Linked DNA regions of Homo sapiens: region 2 is linked to region 1. The links are chromatin loops, found by intact Hi-C in ENCODE. Cell type or tissue: endothelial cell of umbilical vein. All regions are shown on one strand. Each heading gives the region's core, and the rest is flanking DNA. Links, peaks and the distances in the headings are about the cores only.

The links. Peaks named below come from ENCODE experiments on the same cell type or tissue, not always from the same donor. Only the 100,000 strongest peaks of a DNase experiment are listed, where the experiment ranks them.
Region 2: it touches region 1 in a loop (14-fold over the local background); 7 of 110 quality-filtered maps call a loop at or near these places.

What each region holds. Positions count from the first base shown.
Region 1 is chr4:78,945,752-78,957,264 of GRCh38, forward strand. No RefSeq gene overlaps it. Among named protein-coding and RNA genes, the nearest start is that of PAQR3, 12 kb to the left of the region's middle. In endothelial cell of umbilical vein, for the core only: a CTCF peak has its summit at 6,319 (motif pointing right); no DNase peak of the experiment used is centred there; H3K27me3 peaks cover 357 bases.
Region 2 is chr4:80,177,840-80,189,352 of GRCh38, forward strand. PRDM8-AS1 (PRDM8 antisense RNA 1) reads right to left here. Exons shown (of 6, transcript NR_183912.1): 6 at 3,425-5,585. It also overlaps a transcript of PRDM8 not described here. Among named protein-coding and RNA genes, the nearest start is that of PRDM8-AS1, 14 kb to the right of the region's middle. RefSeq lists a cis regulatory region at 1,687-2,335 and silencers at 5,847-5,896, 6,047-6,226, 6,317-6,366, 6,377-6,556, 7,216-7,510. In endothelial cell of umbilical vein, for the core only: a CTCF peak has its summit at 6,390 (motif pointing right); a DNase peak (open chromatin) is centred at 6,382; H3K4me3 peaks cover 1,828 bases; H3K27me3 peaks cover 889 bases.

The DNA.
Region 1 (11,513 bases), core at 4,297-8,296:
GATCCAGTCACCTCCCACAGGGTCCTTCCCTTGACATGAGGAGATTACAGTTTGAGATGAGATTTGGGTGGTGACACAGAGCCAAACCATATCACTCACCCTCTGTTGCTTTTTGACTTTTAAATAATCGCCACCATTCTGACTGGTATGAGATGATATCTCATTGTGGTTTTGATTTGCATTTCTCTGATGAGTACTGATGTTGAGCATTTTTTCATATTTTTTTTGGCCACTTGTGTGTCGTCTTTTGAGAAATGTCTGTTCATGTCCTTTGCCCATTTTTTAATTGGATTGTTTGGTTTTTGCTTGTTTATTTTTTTAAAGTTCCTTGTAGATTCTAGATATTAGTTCTTAGTCAGATACATAGTTTGCAAATATTTTCTTCCATTCTGTAGTCTGTTTATCTGTTGGTAATTCATTTTGCCGTGCAGAAGTTCTCTAATTAAGTCCCACTTGTCAGTTTTTGTTTTTGTCACAATTAACATAAATTCTTTGCCAAAGCCTATGTTGAGAAGGGTATTTCCTAGGTCTTTTTCCAGGCTTTTTGTAGTTTGAGGTCATACATTTAAATCTTTAATCTATCTCGAGACAATTTTCATATACGGTGAAAGGTAGGGGTCCAGTTTTATTCTTCTGCATATGGCTAGCCGCTTATCCCAGCACAATTCCCCATTGCTTGTTTTTGTTGATTTTTGTCTAAGATCAGATGGTTGTAGGTATGTGGGCTTATTTCTGGGTTCTCTATTCTGTTCACTGTTGTATGTGTCTGTTTTTATACCGTTACCCTGTTGTTTTGATTACTGTAGCCTTGTAGTATAGTTTGAAGTCAGATAGTGGGATGTCTCTGAATATGTTCTTTTTGTTAGGATTGCTTTGGCTATTCGGGCTCTTTTTTGGTTCCAAATGAATTTTAGAATAGCTTTTTCTAAATCTGTGAAAAATGACACTGGTATTTTGATAGGAATGGAGTTGAATCTGTAAATTGCTTTGGGTAGTATGGCCGTTTTAACTATATTGATTTTTCCAAGCCATGAGCATGGAATATTTTATATTTCTTTGTATTGTTTCTGATTTATTTGAGCAGTGTTTTGTAGTTCTCATTATAGAGATCTTTCACTTCCTTTATTAGATGGATTCTTAGGTATTTCATTTTCTTTGTGTCTATAGTAAATGAGATTGTGTTCTTAATTTGGTTCTCAGCTAGAACACTGTTGATGTAAAAATGCTACTGATTTTTGTACTTTGATTTTGTATCCTGAAACTTTACTCAATTTGTTTATCAGATCCAGGAGCCTTTTGGCAGAATCTTTAGGGTTTTCTAGGTATAGGATCATATTTTCGGCAAAGGGATAGTTTGACTTCTTCTTTTCCTATTTGGATGCCTTTTATTTCTTTCTCTTGTCTGATTTCCCTGGCTAGGACTTCCAGTACTATATCGAATAGGAATGGTGAGAGTAGGCATCCTTGTCTTGTTTCACTTCTCAGTGGGAATGGTTCCCGTTTTTGGACTGTTCAGTATGATGTTGGCTGTAGGTTTATCATAGATAGCTCTTATTATGTGGATGTATGTTCCTTCAATGCCTAATCTGTTGAGGGTTTCTACCATGAAGGGATGCTGGATTTTATTGAAGGCTTTTCCTGCATCTATTGAGATGATCTTATGGTTTTCATTTTTGATTCTGTTTATCACATTTATTGATGTGAGTATGTTAAACCAACCTTGCATATCAGAAATAAAGCCTACTTGATCATAGCGAATTAACTTTTTAATGTGCTGCATTTGATTCAGTTTGCTAGTATTTTGTTGAGAATTTTTACATCTGGGTTCATCAGGGATATTGGCCTGAAGTTTTCATTTTTTGTTGTGTCTCTGCCACATTTTAGTATTAGTATGATGCTAGCTTTGTAGAATGAGTTAGAGAGAAGCTCCTCCTCCTTGATTTAAAAAAAAATTGTTTCAATAGGATTGGTGTCAGTTCTTCCTTATGTGTCTGGTAGAATTCAGCTGTGAATCCATGTAGTCCAGAGCTCTTTTTGGTTTGTAGGTTTTTAATTACAGATTCAATTTACAAATTTATTATTGGTCTGTTCAGTTTTTCACTTTCTTCCTAATTCAGTCTGGTCTGTTCAGGTTTTTACTTTCTTCCTAATTCAATCTTTGGCATTGTGTGTTTCTAGGAATTTATCAATTTCCACTTGATTTTGTACTTTGTGTGCATAAAAGTGTTCATAACAGTCTCTGAGAATCTTTTGTGTTTCTGTGCGATCAGTTGTAATGTCATCTTTGTCATTTCTGATCGTTCTGATTTGGATTTTCTCTTTTTTTTCTTTGTTAATCTGGCTAACAATCTACCAGTCTTGTTTATTATTTCTAAGAACCAACTCTTGGTTTCATTGATCTCTTATATGGACTTTTGGTTCTCAGTTTTATTCACTTCTCTCTCTCTCTTTTTTTTGTATGTTATTCTAAAACTACAGATTTCTCTCCTTCCATTCTCAGCCATATTTCTAGAAACAGTCTACATTTATTGTCTCCATTTCTAACTTTCCTTTTGTTCGTTATCTCATGGCAATCTGACTTCTTACCCCTCTCTCTCCCCTGGCCTGTATGAAAACTGTAACATTGAATTTGCCACACTGCATGGGAACTGCCTGCTTTCTTATAGGTATTTACAACAAGATTTAATGTCTTTTAAGGAGTATTTATTCTATTTGTAGTACCAGTGCTTTAGGTGTGATATCTCTCATCTATCTATCTATCTATCTATCTATCTATCTATCTATCTATTTTATTTTACTTTTTTGAGGTAGTGTCTCTGTTGCCCAGGCTGGAATGCAGTGGTGCAAACATGGCTCACTACAGCCTCAACCTCCTGGCCTCAAGCGATCCTCCTGCCTCCACTTCCTGAGTAACTTTGGTCACAGGTATGTGCCAGCATGCCTGGCTAACTTTTTTTTGTATTTTTGTCTTATTTTTATTTCAGAGTTCCCCTCAAAAAATAACCTACTTTTTATTTTTTATTTTTTTTGTAGAGACACGGTTTCCCTATGTTGCCCAGGCTGGTCTTGAACTCCTGGTCTCAAGTGATCCTCCTGCCTTGGCAAAATGCTGGGATTACAGGTATGAGCCACCATGCTTGACCTCTTTTTTTTAATTAAACTTTTTATTTTGAGGTCATTGTAGACTCATATACAATTTTAAGAAATGACAGAGATCCCTTGTACCCTTTACTCAGTTTCCTCCAATAATAACATCTTGAAAAGCTATAGCACAATATTACAACCATGATATTGACACTGATAACAGTCAAGGTGCAGTATCATTCGCCACAAAGATCCATTACCACAAAGATCCCTTATGTTGTGGATTCAGCCACACATACTTTCTCCTGCCCACCCATTCCTTAACCCCTGATACCACTAATTTGTTCATTTCTATGATTTTGTTGTTTTGATAATGTTATATAAATGAAATCACACAGTATGTAACCTTTTGGGATTGGATATATCGCAGTTTGTTCAATCATTTACCTGTTGAAGGACATCTGGGTTGTTTCCAGATTTGGGTTATTATACAGGTTTTTGTGAAAATCGAATTTTTCTTATCTCTGGGATAAATTCCCCAAAGTGCAATTGCTGGGTCACGGTCAGATGGTAGTTTCATGCTAGGGTTTACGATAAATACCCAACAGTTTTACAATAAATTTTCTATAAATAAAGAAGTGAACAAATAATGTTATACCAAAATCTTTAGAATGAAGATTGGGCTTGAATAAATGTATTTTTACCATCTGCACAGACAATCCTATTAACTACAAAAATGACATTCTAAATATTCTGAAACATAATACAAAGCAGAAATCAATAAAGCTTAAATGTGAGGGATAAGCTTATTCATTACTCTAGGAGTCAGGGTTTTTTAGCCTAAAATGTATTTATAGTAATAGTGAAGTCTGATTCACCAGAAATGATGTACAGACATTACACTATAATATTTAATCTCCAAATGGCTACACTTTGAAAATTAGATCTAAAACCCCCACAAATGATAAACATAACTTGATAATCAGTAATGTATATTAAATAAGTAACCACATGCTCTTTAAAGATGTTTTCCTGTTTTTATGGTGGTCCATTACAGTGTTCCATTTCAGGGTGCTCCATCAGAGTTCTTGCCTTGGGTTACATCATCTCATCCCAATGCCAAGCCCATCTTTTCATTTGAAACTCACAGCCAGCACTTACAATAAGGGTCTTCATGTATCATAGAAGGAACATGTGCTAGACCCAGATGGACGTGAGGCTGAATCTGAACAATATAACTTACTGGCAAGTTATAGAATTTCTCTTGGTCTTGATTTTCTCATCTATTAGATGAGGATAAGTCTAAACAACCTAAATAACTTGACAGGGCTTAAAGTCACACGAAATAACATATACAAAGTACCTGGCACTGAAAAAGCATCAATAATATTCAATTCCCTTCACCTATGGCATTTTAAATTTTCCGAGGAATAAATTCCAATGTTTATTTATAAATGTTGCCCAAATTTGTAGTGGGTTGTTACAGATCATTCTTATCCAGGAGATTTGAACGTGTAAATTTAACAACCCAATCATATCCAAGGAAATATTCAAAGGCAGTTGATGCAGTTTCCACAGGGCCTTCTTAAAATTAGAGATAGATATTAAAATAAAGAAAAAAAACTATGCCTCATTGAAAAAGTTTACATTTTGGGATACAAACCCTATCTTCTTATTACTTGTTTTCTTATATTTTCTTCGGTATGAATATATACACTCCAGTTCAAGAAAATGAAGGGATTTTTTCTTAATTTGGGCTGATGTATTTTTATTTTTAATAAATGCTGTCAGAAACAGGACCACCATTTGCAGAGCCCAGAATTAAACAAACACCATCTTGCAGAATGGTTAAGAAAATGCATCAGGAACCACTAATAGTAGAAATCACCTCTTATAACAGACAGGAGTAGTAGCTTGCAATAATCTCATATCTGATTTGAACTTATAAAATTGAGGAAGTTCAGTGGTGGCTTCATCATCTATTTGCAGTGTAAAATTTAGGAAAATATGCATAAAAGATGAAAAATGCAAGTTAACATAATGTTTCATTTTTCAGTGGTGTTTTGAATTATTATTGGGAGCCTGTTTGTATCAGAGAAAAGAATGAGAAGAGACATTTATCAAGAATTTAAAGGAGCTACTCTATAGTAAAAGATGATTGGGTACATCTTCAATAGAATTCTTTAACTCTATTGTGGCAAATTGAGAAATAGGTTGAAATAATGGCGTAAAACCAAAAAAATCAAGGTTGGCTCTGCTCTTTGGAGTACCAGGTACCACATACACCACAAGGCCCTGCCTAACTCAGAAGATCATCTCCATTAGTCCAACACAGAGACCTAAATGATTGTTGTGTCTTCAGAAATACCTCATGAAAAAGTGTTCAAATTACTTTGGTGATGAGATCAATTAGCATTTGTCGTGAAATCATTTACCAGATTAGCTAGTCACTACCTAGGTTAGAACCCTGAGAAAATAAAGCACAGGCAGTTTAGTTTTGTTGAGAGTAAGGGGGATTGTGGGAAGTTCCTAGCATGAAGTATTTATAAGGAAGAAGGAAGGAGGAGCTGAAAAAGGAGGTGGGAGACAGGGAAAAGGAAGCAGGAGCATCCTGGAGTCTTAGAGGATCAACTGGCTGTAAACTTTTGAAAGACAGGAAATATGGTGGGTTCACCATTGTATGCAGGTTAAATATCACAGCACCTGGGACATAGCAGGTGCACAAAAAAATATTTATTGAACAGATGAAAGAACGTATGTTCTAAAATGAGGGCTGGTATCGATTCTGAAAGGGGCGGAAGGAGAGCATTCCAAAGTAAATTTATGTAACAAAGTTTTCCTGGCCCTGGCCCTGCTGAAGCTTGTAGAGCCATGGGTATGAATATAAGAGGCTGTGGAATTTCCTTCTGTAAGATCTTTAAAAATGGTATAGATTCTTACATATCTGGAGGGGTTCCTATGAAAACCAGGAGAATGATCTGAATAATCTGAATAGCCTCTGGTTCTTTCTTCCTTGGGCTTTTGATTTGTTTTTGTTTTTCAATTTCAAGAGATGCAATGCAAAATTATATATTGCCATAATTACTACCATGCAAATAACAATAATAATTTATTGAGTTTACTGTATGCCAGACAACTTGCTGAGTGTGGAATCTCCACTAATGAATTGTCTCATTTTTATTAACTCTGAGGATTTTGTCAGTTATTATACAGTCCTCCTGCAGATGGCACTCTTCTCCTGCAGAATTGTCACCTCTTGCGCTCTGGACTTGAGCCTTACACTGAGATAGGGATGAGAAATGAGTGATTTTAAGGTTGGTACACTATGATTAAAAAAAAAATTATCTATATATGATTTGAAATTCCTAAATATGAATAATCCAGCCCATTAGAAATTTAAAGAGTTTTTAAAATACGAAACTTAAGTTCACAAAATTTTTCAATGGCTTTGCAGCTTTGTCTTTATCTTTATCATAACGGAACATAATTTGCTGTTCTATTTTCCTCAGGAAAACTAAACAAAGAATGTTTTTTGACAGGCAAGCTTCAGCTCAGAAGATGGATAAATAGCTCTTCCCCTCCCCTATGCTTCACTTTGAACTTCCCTCTCTACCTAATCTCTGGCTCATCTTTCCTCTTTTGGAGGGCCCAGGGTGATTGAGCCTGTCGAGATGAATAGCTGGTGAAATCTGACTGGTTCCTGGGTGGGCCACTGTTCATCAGGCTCACCTGGTCCAGCTGGGACTCAGCTTTTCCTTCCACAGTGTGGCCACAGCTAGCGCTGAGTACAGGCCTTCGGAAACCTGCAGGTATAGATGGGTAAAGCAGAATTAACAACATGCCCAGAAATAGCAATTTCGTTATTACTATTCCACGGTATTTACAAAGACACTGTTTTGTGCTTGCATAGCTTTCTTTATGCTTCTGGGCAAATGTGTAAAACATTTTTAGCTCTTATGTGGCTCCGGCAAGTCAATATGTCACCTCCAGTGATAGCATCTAGTTGTCTGGCACACATGTGAAACATTTAGAATTATATAGCTCAGAGCTCTGGAATTGGTATTACCTATTTTATCAGATGCCTGTGTATAGCGCTATAAGGCACTGCTTCTTAGAGTATGATCTATTGATCATCTGCTTGTGAATCACTAGGATGTATGTTAAGAACAACAAAAATAAAACAAAATCTTAGACCTGCCTTTCTTCCCAGCTGCATAACCAGACTATGAAGGATTTAAAAGAAACTGTCATTCTTGCCCTCACTAAAGCTTCAGAACCATGAGAAAACAGTGCTTTCAGGAGCTAGCAGTTCCCTGAGCACAAATTAAAAGTCTGATTTTAGTACTGGCCTCCAACTACTATCCTTTTCCACTTGGGGATATCGTTAGTGATCTCCCACTCTTTTTATTCTCAATTAATTAAAGCTTATCCCCAGAGTCTTTATTCAGTAAAGATGATCTGAGAATCCCCCTAAGTTTAGTGCTTTTTAATAAGGTCTCCACTGCTTGCTTAAGGGAACTCTAAATTCCAGCACGCTTCTTTCTTCTGGATTAAGGGCTGGCGCAGTCAGGATCTCTTGTGTAACTTTGTCCTCCTCCTACCCACATCTGTCTGGTCTCTTCTGGCCACCCTCTTTTCCTTCGTACTAGCAAGCAATGATTGTTTAAGATCTGATCCAGTGTCCTTCCTCAGAGGAGAATTCCTCGAATCCTCCTGGAAGAGGTGGTTGAACAGTCAGAGCAGTTACTGCACTGCTCCGTAACTTGTTTCCTATCATCTTGGAAGTAGTTCCCATCTTATTTGAATCCCTGGTATTAAGCCTAGGGCCTTGTAAATAGTAAATGCTCAGTAGATGTGTATTGACTCACTCAAAGATTAAAAAAAACACCTTTCACTTCTGTTCTTGTATAAAATTATAAACCAAATGTTAATAAGTGAGCTCCTTGAGCATACACCCATGGCTTTTTCGTCTGTTAACATGAACAAATGAACTTGTGAAAGAAAATGTTCTTTTCCATATACAAACAAAATGTTATTTCCATATACAAACTTGAGACACCGTGGACACTAAGGATAGGGGCCATATTTCATTCATGTTCATACCTCCAGCTCTTAGCACAGTATGTAGCACGTAATAGCACTTGCTAAATGTTTGCTGAAATAAAATTCAAGAAGCTACCCACGAATCACTCTATGTTACCTCAGGCAGTACAGGAGAAAAGGCAGCCTCACTTTTACATATGTGCCTGGAACGTTCTCACAAGCAGAGAGTTAGTTAGAGGGCTTGTCCTAGGTGCTGCAGCTATTTAGAGGTGGATGCCAGACTAGAAATCGGGGCCGTTCAGGTTTAGAGGAGTCATGCCTCAGCAGGAACAGGTGGAAAAACAATCTTTTTGAGCAGGCTGTAACGCAACATATCGTTGGTAGGGGGCAATGCTGGCACACAATATACATGAAAGAGGCCGACTTTCAGAAGAGGAGACTTGGGAAAGTTTAGGGTATCCTTTGGAATCAATGGATGGAACCATGACCAGTGTAACAGCAACCACAACCAGCACCAGAGCCAGAACTAGCACCACAACCACCACCAATATTAATGGCCATTTATTTCATGATTGGTGAATGGCAGCACTGATTTTTTAGAACCGAAGTCTTCTGATTTTTAGTTTGATATGGTTTTTGTTACACTGTGCTATTTTTTTAATAGAGTTTTTTGTTTGTTTGTTAAAAAGTTATATATTTTCCTTATAAGAATGGTATATTATCCTTACAAAAAATTAAACTTAGAGACATGGATGTTTAAGAAGGTTAAACATTCTCCTTGTTCCAGCCCCTTCCCATATACAAATAATGTTTTTAAAAATCGTTTTTCCTATGCATAAACTAATATCTACTCCTTTCGTAGAAATTAAAACATAGATACGGCTTAATGCTTTAGGCAGAGTGGACTTAGACTTGCTCAATTAACTAACTGGACTAATATATTACCTAATTTTATGTGTGGCTTTTTTGGACTATCGTATGTGGGTTCATTTAAATGTTGGTCCTACAGCTCCTAACAATTATTTTTCTCCTATTTTTTCAAGATTAGTGTTATTGTGATGTTAGCCCTTTTAATTTGTAACACATGGTGGGATTCAAACCACTGAGTCTTAGCATCTGTCAATGACAAGATCATTCTTTTTAGTAATAGAAGGATGGTTGCTAATAATGTGGCAGAATTTGGCTTTTCATTGTTATGTTATTAATGACTACACAGGAGAAATTATGGGAAATATATTTTTTCTACTTAAGCTTCAGCCAGTTTTCTGAAGTCTCTTTTAAGTTTCCACATCAAATTAAACCTAAGGAGATCTTGGATTTTCCAAAGTAAAACTTTTCCGTATCTCCAAAGTTGGTATTTCAAGTTATTTATGTAGGACTAGCTAACGTTATCTTCTACTCCTTGAGATGTTGAGGTTGTCTGTTGCAATTATAATGATGGGAAAGGGTAGTCTGGGTTAAGCAGAAAATGGTACCTAGTAGATTTTATCTCAGGAGTACCCTGGCCAAAAGGCAGTCACTTGTTATCTTGGATACTGTCCTTGATGCTGCTGATTTAAGGGTCTGGTTCGTTTTTTTTTTGGAACTCTTTCTCTTACTCTACTTAGAACTATTTATTTTTTATTTCACTTCTTTTAACTATCATTTTTGTGTCATTTTTTCCTGGTGTATATTATGTCTCTCTATATTTACTGTATCAAAATATTAGCATTGTTATATATATTATCTATACATGCAGTATATTATTATGATAGTACTTATTTGTAATTTATAAACAAGTAAATATACATTTGTGGTACTGGGTATATATGCCCAATTTTTTTAGCTGATGATGGTGTACAATAAAACATATTTGAGTCTACTGTTCAATATTATGTATTTCTTGAGGACACAGATTATTTCTTTTCTTCTTGATAGCCTTAATTGCTTAGGGCAATGTCTGGTCTATATTAGGTAGTTAATAAGTATTATTGGCTGGCTGGTTGGCTGGATAGATGGATAAATGAATAGATCATTTAATTATGCTTCTCTTTATGAATAGGAGGTAATTTTAACTTACTATTTACTAAATACTTAAATGTACTAAGGACACAGCTGGGCAATCAAACAACTAGACTAGTAACTCCTCTAGATGTTATGTTTGGATGTATTAGAAACTGATTCAATTTGCCACATTTTTCAACAATACACTGGATTGATTGATTAACACAAAATAAATAGTGAATATGATTGAGAAATTTTATGTAATTCTGCTTCAAAGGATTCATCTGTGCTAAATATTATCAGAATCACATTTAGGGTTTAGCAAGTAACCTGATCTCCACAAACCTCAAAGTTCGAATTTCTTTGTATTTCTTCTCTCTTTGGTGAAAATGTCATGTGATTAGAATAATACAATGACATGATTAGGGATGAAGTAAAGGGAGAAGAAAAATTCTAAAAAAGATTTGTGGGCCTGTATTCAATGGACATTAGTCTCCTATTCTCCAGCTCATTAGGGTGACAGAGATGGGACTGACTGCGAGGGAGCACTATGGCTTGGCAGTGACCACTTGGCAAATGGTCACTGCCAAGCTATAGTGCCCCCATACAGTCTCTCAGATCACGTCTCCTTTGTCTGATTTGTCCCTACCTCACTGTCAATCTTGATATCCATTTTCACCACTGTGCAAAACCACTGTACAGTGCATTGTAAGCACTTACAATATATTGTTGACCTACTACATGCAGGACAGTTTTCCAGGTGGCCTTGGACCTACCCAGTTCTCCCTCCTTTTTTGTGTGTAGTTCTCAAGAGAAACTGTAGAATGTTCTGGGAATGCAACATCCTGAGATAAGGAGGGGCTGACCTGAACAGTCCATTGTGCCAGTCCCCTCTATAAACAGAAAGTCACTTTGGCCCAGTATGTCATACTGTCCCTACAGTATAAAACCCAAGGCAGGCTACCTGTTGGGGGTCCCTCGGCTGTGGTGCAAGTGGGGCACATACTGATGAGATTTTGTCTTCCCCAGGCAGCTTTCCTGAGCCTTGAGGGGACAGGCTCGTCATGAATCCTAGGCATTTTTTTTTTCTCTTGCTGCTTATCTGTAAGTAATAAATCCACTTATGTAACTTGTTGTATGTGTGGGTGTTCTGTCTCACTGGACTCAGACAAATGGTAGCCAGTGCACAGTGAACCTGCTTCACACACATTCCCGTGATCTAATTTGTGCCTGTGTATATGTAAATGCATGTCTTTGACGGTGGAGGTAGTAGTCATGGTGCTGGCAGGGCAGTGTGGGAAGGACAGTGTGACACTACAGGCTTCACTCTGCTCCTTACCAAGGGGTGGCTTGTTTAGTCAGTTCTGCTCGCCACCACTCAGCCTGCCTGTCAGTGGGGGAAT
Region 2 (11,513 bases), core at 3,963-7,962, 1.2 Mb after region 1:
TAATGTCACCAATGTAATGGACCAGTGTGATATCCTGTGGAAGTGAAAAGCAATCAAGATCTCTCCAAATGAGAGTGTGACACAAAGCTGGAGAGTTGATATACCCCTGTGGTAGGACAGTAAAGGTATATTGCTGGCCTTGCCAGCTGAAGGCAAATTGCTTCTGGTGGGCCTTATGGACAGGAATGGAGAAAAAGGCATTTGCCAAGTCAATGGCTGTGTATCAGGTATCAGTAGATGTGTTAATTTGCTCAAGTAATGAAACCACATCTGGTACAGCAGCTGCAATTGAAGTCACCACTTGGTTAAGATTACAATAATCTACTGTTATTCTCCAAGGTCCATCTGTCTTCTGCACAGGCCAAATGGGAGAGTTGAATGGGGATGTGGTGGGAATCATCATCCCTGTGTCTTTCAAGTCCTTGATGGTGGCACTAATCTCCACAAGCCCTCCATGGTTACAATATTGTTTTTTGTTTACTAATTTTCTAGGTAGAGGCAGCTCTAATGGATTCCATTTGGCCTTTCCCAACAAAATTGCTCTCACCCTACCAGTCAGGGAGTCAATGTGGGGGTTCTGCCAGCTGCTAAGTGTATCTATGCCAATTATGCATTCTGGCATGGGGGAAATGACCGCAGGATGAGTCTGGGAACCCATTGGACCCATTGTAAGTCAGACCTGAGCTAAAACTCCATAATTACCTGACCTCCATAAGCCCCTACTTTAACTGGAGGACTACAATGACATTTTGGGTCCCCTGGAATCAGTGTCAGCTCAGAGCCAGTGTCCAACAGTCCCTGAAATGTCTGATCATTGCCCTTTCCCCAGTGCACAGTTACGCTGGTAAAAGGCTGGAGGTCTCCTTGGGGGAGGATGGGAGAAAGATTCACTGCATAAATTGTCGGTAATACAGTGGGGTCCTTCCTCAAGGGGACCTGGCCTCCCCTTCATTCAAGGGGTTCTGGGTCTGTAAACCAGCTCAAGTCTTGAAATTGATTGAGGGGCTATGATTCTCTGTTTTTATAATTCAAATTAGTCTTTTGTTCATTTGACCTAGAAGATTTCTGCTTGTATAAATTAAATAGGAACATAATAGGCTTCCTGTCAATTTCACTTCTAGGAACACTGTGATTAATTAGCTCAGAGCTCTACATGAGTCAGACTATTCTGATTGCTGCTTTGCCTCTGCTGTCCATTATGGTAGCTATACCCACTTTGCCTTTGACAGTTGAGTGCTACCGCTTGGCCCCTGCCACCTTGGGATCCAATAATTCTCATTGTATTTAAATTTTGTAGTTGAGTTACTGTGGTTCCCACTGTCAGATCTGACATATAGAGAAGAGCAATTACTGGGCTCGTCAAAGATGCAGGTGCTGCCCTCACAAATCTCTTTCACAAGGCATTGGTCAAGCGTATACCTTCTGGACCCTCCCAGCTGGGATGAGTAGGTCAAAAGTGACTAACCCACTCCATCATCCCAATCTCCCTAAGCCTTTGGATCCCTTCCTCTACATTAAACCGATGGAGATTAGGCATTTCCAGCTCACTGGCAGTGGGCCATATTTTAATCCATATTTCAGCTAACCAAGCATATAAACTATTGAAACTGTTTAACTCCCCAAGCTGCAATATTAAATGCAGAGTCCCAACTTAGTGGGCCCAAATCAATAAATTCAGCCTGATCCAACTCCATGTTTCTTCCACCATTATCCCATACCCTTAATATCCATGCCTGTTCTCCAGATTTCTGTTTATATAAATTAGAGAACTCAAACAGTTCTTTTTGCGTATAGTGTCCCTCCTCATGGGTCACACTCTCAACCTCACCTCTAGGGGCCCTCCAGGACTTCCATCTAGTTATAGGTCTAGAAGCAAACGAAAGAGCTGGGAGTGGCTGCTGAGGAGAATCAACATTATCTTGCCTGATAACTGCTGCAGGGGAGGCCATCACTGTTGCCTCAGGCAGTGCAGGATTTATCTCCTCAGACAAAGGTGGAAAGGCTGATAGCTGCATGGGTTGGGGAGGGGATGTTTTCACTACTGTGTATGGGGAAGCTGTTTCTTCTGTCAAAAAGGTTCATCAGAGTTTACAAACTCAGTGTCCCCAGCTTCATCTGGGTCCTCCCACACATCCCCATACCAAGTTGTGGGGTCCCATTCTTTTCCAATCAATGCCCTTACTTTAACAGTAGACACCTGGCAAAGCTGTACATGCATCTTTCATTACAGGAGAGCCACAGGCATGATAAGAGCTTGCGTCTGTTTTTCCACAATTTTAGCTCCTTCTCTACATGAGATAAGACTCTCGCTTAGTGCAATCTTAGCAGATTTGAGGCTCAGTATCTGCTTCTGAAGCCAGGAGACAGAATCCCTGAGTTCATCATTTTCTTTCCACATTTTGTCCACTGAACTTAGGAGCAAGCAACCAGCTTCATTGTGTTCCTTGGTTCTCCACATATGGTCAAAGGTATTATGTACAGAGTCAGTAAACTCCTTGCCTCATATATATATATATAGGGGTTTATTAAGTATTGACTTACACAATCACATGTCCCACAATAGGCTGTCTGCAAGCTGAGGAGCAAGGAGAGCCCAATCCAAGTCCCAACACCGAAGAATTTGGAGTCTGATGTTCAAGGGCAGGAAGTATCCAGCACAGAAGAAAGATGTAGGCTTGGAGGCTCAGCTAGTCTCTCCTTTTCACATTTTTCTGCCTGCTTTATATTTGCTGGCAGCTGATTAGATCGCGCCCATCAGATTAAGGGTGGATCTGCCTTCCCCAGCCCACTGACTCAAATGTTAATTTCTTTTGACAACACCCTCACAGACACACCCAGGATCAATACTTTTTATCCTTCAATCCAATCAAGTTGACACTCAGTATTAACCATCACATACTGTAATAAAATTTATGTAAATATGGTCTTCCTTTCTCCCTCTCTCAGAATATCTTATACCGTACTCACCTATTTTCCAACTGCAGAAAGCAGAACCACAGATACAGGGAGACTACTCATCTCTTAATATGATTCATTTGGGCTGAATTTCTGTTTCCTTTTGGGTCTCTGAGAATTGCCACATTTCAAAACCTTCTATGCGTATCATGATCTCTAAACTTCATGATAACCCTCCAAGGCATCAACATTAACCCATTTTATAAATGGGGAAATATTACTTAGATAAATAAAATACCCAAAGTCACACACCCAATGAGTCGCAGAATGGGAATTCAAATCCCAGTCCTTGTAACATCATTTTCTTTGTTTCACTTAAATTTGTAAGTACATTCTAATTATACTACTAATGCAAATACTAATTTCATCTAAATATAAGATAAATTTTACATTAGCTGTCTTCTGAACACATTAAGACCAAGCCCTTATTTTGAAATATTTGATAAAATTCACAAAGAAACTGCTAAACTCAAGAACAGTATCCCTTTAATCACAATAATGAAAACAGAAAACTTTTATTTAAAACAATGAAAAAACTTGATAAGCTATACTCTTGTTTGATGTTAACATTAACTCTTCTTTGATCTTCGGTTTCTTTGTCAGACACCTTTGATTGCAACCCAACAACCATCCCCAGTCCTTTATCGCTATCTTTTTATACTTTAAAGGCTAATTTTCCCAAACTCTTTTGCATGTATATGTGGCCAGGAGATCCAGGTCTGCCTAATGAAAGTGAAAGTATTCTTTTCATTGATTAAGCAAACAACCACAGCTTTTTGCCCCTGTTCCTTTCTTCATGTTTAAAACGATGGTTTGATGCTTGGAATTACAGCAGCTATATTGTGACCATGAGCCAACATACCCAAGGTTGCTAGATTTAGCAAATAAATATATGTAATGGCCAACTAAAGTTTCAGTTTTAGATAAAATATGAATAAATTTATAGTATATGTCCCAAATATTTTATAACATATACTAAAAAGAGTATAATTGTATAGATAATACACACAAATATATATTATATATATAAACTAAAGAGCTTAAGTTAGAGTCAACTTAAACACCAAGTTCCACAAACTTTCAAAGCCCTGAGTTTTGTTGTTGCTTTATTAAGTTGTGAATGGATAAAAAGAATGTAAAATATGTATATGGCATAAAGAAAAACTACGCTGAACACTTTGTTAATTGCCACCCAGCCTAAGAAAAAGAACAACCTCAAAGGCAACCTCTATCCTGGATTTTGTGTTTAATCTTCCTTTGCCATTTTAATAATTTCCTTGCTTTCCTTTGTTCATCTTTATCCCCTCTGAAAAGCTAATAATGGAAATAAGACCTTTGCCTTTTACGATGCACTGAAGATAGCCTGACAGTCTTCCTCCCCTTAGCCCCCAAATTACTAGTCTATGAGAATTATGCAAAATTTAAAACAGGAAGGTGCTCTTCATCTCGGTCCTCAGAAAAAAACATGACAAAGGTTGACCTTTACAGAGGTAGTTAGGTTGCTAGATAAAAAGAGATACAAGTGACAAACCAAAGAGAGGGGGAAATCCTACACTTAGGGGGTTGAGGTTTTGGTCTTTGTGTGTTTTTAGAGAAGCAACCTCAACTTTCAGGTTTCTGAAAGGGCTCCCCTGCTTTTCCTTCAGCTCAGCCCTAGGCAAGCAGACCCCCTGCCCAAGCCTCCCTCCTGAGATCCTGCATATGCTTTCTTGCTAAATGACTTTTAGCACCGTTATCTCCTCATGGGATACATCTGTTGGGTGCCTCGCATCCTCAGCTCCACTTTCATCTCTTCTATCTCAACACATTGTTTCCTCCACTCCTGATGCCAGGGTGGAAGGAAGCCATCCCGCCCGGCCGCGCTTGGGGATTGGCAGCCAATGAATGATTGGCAGCGGGCATCTCTGTCAGAGCTTTGGCATGCTGCAGAGTAGAAGCCCCGTGCTAATGAATGCCATCTACACCTACCAGATGTGCCACTGGGTGACATGCCAGATCTTTTACATAATGCCATTCTGCCGGACACAAGACAGCTGAGGGGTGGGGAGGTGTGTCTTTTAATGCTTTGGGATGGGAGTAGATCTGGCTTGCCCTCATTTTATTTCTTACTCAGACCACCCGCCACTGCCCATACACCCAATCAGCTCCCTTTACATTGGGCTAAGGCTCAGGGCATCTCGGAGACAGTGGCGAAGCAGCAGAGTTTGAGTTCCCAGGACATATCTCCTGTCCCCTGGCTCTCATCCATGCTCATCATTTCCTTGAGTTCGCTCCCTGCCCGCATCCAGATTCAGGAAAGGGAAATAGTTTTCAAAATTAAAGAAATAAAAGCACTAAATGGGATCTGAAATGAAAGGAAGGAAGGGGAAAAACTACACTTCCCATCCTCCCCCCTCCCCCATCCCTAATATTCTCTTCTTCCCTAGTCTAAACGTGCAAGGATGAGCTTCCTACACCCCATCCCTTTGGCAGCTTCTCCTGTTCTTTCCTCTTCCACCGTCCACAGGAAACTGGAGCGTGTTTATCCCCAAGGGTGATATCCCGTTAGTGCCTGTCCCACGTTCTGGCTGAAGTAGCTGTCTTAAGGTGGAGGCGTCCAGAAATCCGTGCCGTTTGGGGAGCAATGTTTCCTGGAGTGGGATGGACAAGGTGGGAAGAGAGGAAAATGAGCAAACCACTTCTGACGGACAGCGGGTGTGTGAGCGTGTAGGAGTGCTTGGGTTGTCCTCGCCCAGCTCTCCATCCCCGGAGGGAGAATGGCTGGAGGGGGGCTGGTGGTTGCCAGGAGGATCCCCTCTCTTTTGCTAAACCTGCGGGTACCGGGCTGCCCTGTAATCGGCGGGACTTGAGAACGGCAGGCCTCCGCTCCTCCTCCCCAGGGGCCATGACCCTCACACACCTCCCCACACCACCCCTCCCGCGACACACACGCAGTACTTGGGGCGACTGGGCGCCACTCCCACGCCAGAGCCCTGCCCCGCGCCCGCCTGGGGCCGAGCAGCCTGGCCCCTTCTCTTGTACCCCCACCCCCGCCCGCTGCCGAGGCTCCAGATGGCTTCTCCTTGCGCTCGGCTCGCGGCCCCCAGACGCCGCCCGGCAGCAGCCGGCGGTCGCTCCCTCCCTCCCAGCTGCTGCAGCAGAGACCGGGGCCATTTCGCGAGGCGGACGGGCTCCTCGGCAGGCTCCGATTGGGGTGGGAGAGCGGCCGCCGAGGGGCCCGCAGTAGCTGCGCTCCCGGGGAAGGAGCCCCACAGTCCCCAGGTAAGGAAGCCGCGGGGCAGGCGAAGGGCGGGGAAGGAGGAGCCTGAGCGTTCCGGTACCCAACCCTCTCTCTTTCTTGACCTTCCTCCCCTCTGCCCCTTCATCCTGGGCGCGGAGGGCGGAACAGTTTCTGGACCAGAGCACCCGCGAGAAGCAGGGAGCGGCCGCACAGCAGCCAGAAGAGGGCGCCAGCACCCCGGGGCCGGGGCTACAGGGCTGGCTCTGCCCCGGCGTCCCGCCCCCGCCCCGGGGAACGCTGCCTCTGCCGCAAAGATGCCCCCTTCCGCTGGAAAGCGGTAATGCCCACCGCCCACCGCGACCACCCCTTCCCCATTTTTCTCAGTTCTAACTGTACTCCTCTCTCGTTTCCTTTTTGCTTCTCTCTCTCTCTCCCCCCTCCCTCGTCCTCTCTTCCTCTCTCTTTCTCTCTGCGCTTGTTTTCTTACTTCCCCCTCCCTCCCCGCTTGCACCCCGGTACTTTTCCTTTTCTTTTCTGATCACTGGCGGGGGGAGGGTTTGTCGCCCGCCGGAAGGTAGTGTGGAGGGGATGGATGTGTTTCACGCTCAGGTTCTGGCTCTGGCTCCTCTCCATAGGTGCCTCCCTGGGTGCTCGCGAAAGCAGCCCTGAGAATGGCAGCTCTCAGAGGTTGAAGTCATTCTTTTCGGGGGACGGGGCACGGCGACTGTTTGATTGGGGGGTGAGTTATGCACTTGGGGCAGCGCTTCCCTGGAATGCAGAGCTGGGGATTTCCCTTGCTAGACGGATGCTTAAAGTTCAGTGGCTTTGTACTGAGCCCCTTTCTCCCCTCGAAAAGTCATGACAGTCAAAAGTATCTCTCTTTCTCTCTCCCCCGCCCCCCACTTCTCTCCAAAACCCTAAAGACAGCCTCCCCGGACAGTCTTCACCGTTTTTTTTCAGAAGCAGTTGCGCTGGGGGTGGGGAAAGGGAGGGAAGGGACATTGAAAGGCCGCAGTGGCTGGCAACTCCGCGCCCGTCCGATGTCCTCTCTAATCCCCCAGTGTTCTGGCGCGTACCCACAGTGCCCCCAGACCCTCCGCTCGCCCGTGCGCCGAGGTCGTTGGGTTTTAGACCCAGAGAGCACGTTCCGTAAGCTCCCGGCCCAAATCCCCTCGGAAAAATTAATCACAACCACCAGCGGATGCAAAATGTGTGCCTGTGTTGAGTCTGTCTTTTAATCCCGAACGTAATTCTAAAAAGCAGCATCAGACAAGAGCTTTATTAATCCCTTACACGAGCAAATGCGATCTCTGACCTACTAGACTTGTTTTCCTACAATTTCACAAAAAGCCTCGCTAGAGGAATGTGCAAGGACAGAAGGGAAACTGAGGAGACCCGCAACTCATTAGCGAAATAATAGGGTGCACTTCAATAAAAATGCGGTCCTGAAGTGGAGCAGACTCACCGGCAAGGAGCCCGGAAAATCGTCAGGGGCGGCGGCAAAGTGAGTGATGGGGATTGGAGGAAGGGGTAGGATTGGAGGAAGGGCCTCATGCACAGAGTGTGGTTGGGAGCTGGAGTGGGAACCCAGTTCGGTCTCTTCCGAAGGCTTAGGACCCATGTGACTGAATTTAGGGGCTGTCCCCTTGCGAGGGCACTAGGACAACAGGAGGGGCGCACCTGCAATACGGATGAGTTCAGAGTTTGATCCCTTGGGGCCTTTTTCTCGCACTTGAGATTTCACTATCATGTCGTTCAATTAATCATATTTCCCTTCTCCCATTTTATTCAAAACCGTCTTCCAGTTCCCTCATAATCGTAATTTGCGTCATTGCCTTTTATCGTTGATTAATTAGGAAGCCGAAAATGGTAATGGAGGGTCGGGCCAATAAATTAGCTTTAGGAACAGACGGACGGACGTCCGAGGCTGCTGCATGGGTGGGCGCTGTCCACCGAAGCTGGCGGGGGCCACCGTCGCTGCAGCTGGCTTCTCAGGAAGGCGTTAAGGAAAAGGCGCGCGGTACTGGCTGAATGGAGAGATCCACTCTGAAATAAACCCGGTGGCCACAAGGGAAAACTTCTCACTGCACTAGGTGGAGAGACTCCTGTGACGCTTAGCTTTTCCCGTTTGGTATAGAAAAGGAAAGACTGGGTTGTTATAGAAATGGAGAAGAGGAAGGATGGGGTAGGATAAGAGTCAGACTCCTGTTACTTTCAGAGGCCTCCCTACTAGCGGGTAAACAGGTTTAAAGTCTGGGCCTTATTAGGAGCCTTTTTTTTTCCAGAACTGGAATGTTAGATTTACTTTTGCAGCCTTTCCTTCCTCTTTCCACTTACCTACTGGTCTGAAAGAGGGAAGAAAGAAGGGAGGAAATAAGGGAGGAAGGAAGAGAAGGGAGAGAGAGAAGGCAGGGTGGAGAGAGAGAGAGAGAGAGAGAGAGATTGATTGTCAAGATCAGATCAGTTAACTCCCTGGCCAAAGAGGAAAGTTGCTAATGTGGAGTTGCTCCCTGCCCTCAAAGAAGCAGCAGCTCTGGGCGGGTAGGGTCTCCTCTTTTCTCCCTTCATGAAATCGATCACGCCTCCAGAGGGCTGAAGGAGAGCACTTTGCCACTCTTCACAGCTACACCCTGGCCTCTTTAGCTTTCAATTGAAAACCAATTAAAAGTTTCTATAAATCTGTTAGTGCCCCTTTTATCTGGGGACCCCTGATGCATGCGATATTGCCCTTTAGATGCCTCTTCCGTGTTTTGTTTTACAATTGTTGTATCAATATAATGCGGCCTTTCTTCTGCTGTCTCTATAGATACAGATACACAAGGAAAACCAAAGCTATTCAGGCTCCTCATTTGTCCAGCAGCCTAACAGTGGTGCCCTTTCTCTGTGCTGCTTTCCCTGCTTCGGGAGCAGCAGTTATGGTAGAAGCAGATGGCTACTGATTGGGGGAGCTTTGTGGCTCTAATACTGAATACTTTATGGAAAAGGACTTTATCATGCTTCGTTGGGCAGAGGAACAAGGGATGAGATTTATGGCCAGGAAAAATAAATCTTTTTCCAAGTTGTGGCTCCTTCTCACCAATGTCTCCTTTGCCCCCAGGGTAGAACACTGAGGAATTGGTTTTATTTTATTCTCCTTTTTGCTAACAGCACCTTTTAGTCAGGGTAGTGGACTAAGAGCCAGAAGTTTACGAAATACCCCAGGTTGTTGCTGTATCAGCATTCTCTGCCCTGGGGCGGGGGGAAGCAGAAGAATATCATCTTGAATGCTGTTTCAGGCCACGTTTTCTTGAATGTCCTCTTAGTTGATGGGTAAAATATTATTGTCCATTATTTTATTATCTATGAAGAACAGAAAAGAATGCTAAGAGCTCCCATTTGAAGTCAGAGGATGATACTGGTATTGAAGGAGAGGGGGAAATGATGGGGCATTTGGTAATGCAGGTATGCTTCTCTACTTTGAAAGGGTCTGAGCTATGGAGATAATTAGGGGATGTCTGTGAATTTAGGGTTTGGGGCTCCAAATTGAATTTCCAAGGTTTGGGGGATATACAGAGTCCAACCCTATACTGGAGGCCTAATTCACCCCAAGATAGTCCATATCATTTCTCTTTTCTTCTCTTCACCTGAGTTTTACTTGTAACTTCTCTTGAGTCAGGTTTGCTCCGCGTCTGTTGTTGGGTTATGCCCCTTCTCTATATGCAGGGGGATGCAACCTCCTGCTCCTCCTGTCCTCGGAGTCTGTTCTTCTAGAGTAATGTCACCCCCCTTCCTGAGATCTGTAACATAAAGTCACTCAGAAATGCTCCTATAGAGCCCCAAATGCCTACTGGCAACCTGGCACCAAGAGATGGCAGTCAATCCCAGCTCTGGGTCTCCATTCCCATTTCAGACAGACTCTTTGTCTCCCTGATTTTTGAAATGTCATTTTCTGTTCAAGAAACATTTGTTGAGTGTCTTCCATGTTCCAAGTCCCTTTTCTCTGCCTTTTCAATCCTTTTACCTTGTACCTAAACACTAAAGACAAAAGGCCAGGAGGACCCGCATTCAGCTTCCACAAGGGTCACCTAACTTTCTACCACAAGCTACTTCCTTCCAACTCTCCAGTCACTACCACCCCACACACTGACATGCATCTTTGCATCTTGTTTCTCTCCAAAGAGGAAAAAAATTGGGAGGAGAGAGCTGAGATTTTAAAAATTCTATTTACCCAGCATTCCAAAGCAGAAGACACTGAGCTGCTTTAAACTTTGGGCATTTCTTTTGTGCTAGGCTGAATGCTCTTCCAGCCTCATCACACTTAATTCTTATGCTGACCCTTTAAATATGATGTTATTGATGTTAAATATTATAATATCCCTATTTCACAGATCCCCCTGCTTCACAGGAAACAAAAGCATAGAGATACTAACTAACTCAAGCAAGTGGCCTAGCTGGGATCTGAACCCAGGCTTCATAACCACTCTATGAGATAGATGTTGTCTTTACTATTTTACAAATGAAGATACTAAATTTCAGAGAGGTTATGTAATTTGCTCAAACACACAGGTAGGAGATTACAGACCCCGGGTTCAGACCTGAGTGTTCAAAATCCCAAATATCAACCTCTTAACCACTGCCTCTTGGATCCTTCAGGAGGAAGAGCAACTGGGAACCCACAACTGACCGCTATTACCTGATCCCCAGTCCTAGCCTGGGCGGAAAGTTTCATATAACTTGAGACGGTGCGCGTGGGGAAAACGTAAAGCTCCCGTTCAGGGCTGCTCCTGCGCGGAAGCTGCGTGGGCTAGGAGAAGGAGGCTCCGCCGGGCATCGCGAGCCAGACAGGGAGCTCCGTCTGTCGTGCGGCCCACAGGGCTCCGCTCGAAGCCAGCGTGCGGGCGCTGGGACAAGGAGTGAGGGCAGCCACGGGGGGAACTCGCCCTGCACAAAGCTCCAGTGCCAGTGGTGTAGCTGCTGCCTCCGGGCATCAGTTACCTCGTCCTGCCAAGCTCCGGGACTTGGGTGTGTAGGGGAGGGCTGGAGCCATCCACCCGGTCCGCATCTGAGCCACAGCCCTTCACAGGAGTGGGAAGGTCACGCGCGCTCTAGGAGGCCCAGAGCCCTGGTCAGCGCTGGGAAGCCCGGTCCCCAGGTTTCTCTGCCCACCCCCAGACCTCGGCTTTTGGCCGCGGCGCTGGAGTTTACCATCAACGTGTTCACATGCTTCTCATCCTACGGAGTCGCCCGGATCAGCCTTTAACAGACTGACTTATCCGCGTTTCTAACGTGGCACCGCGACCCTGACCCTTGGCGCCTCTACCAGGCCTAAAGAAAGAACTTGCAAGCTGGGCATGGGAGG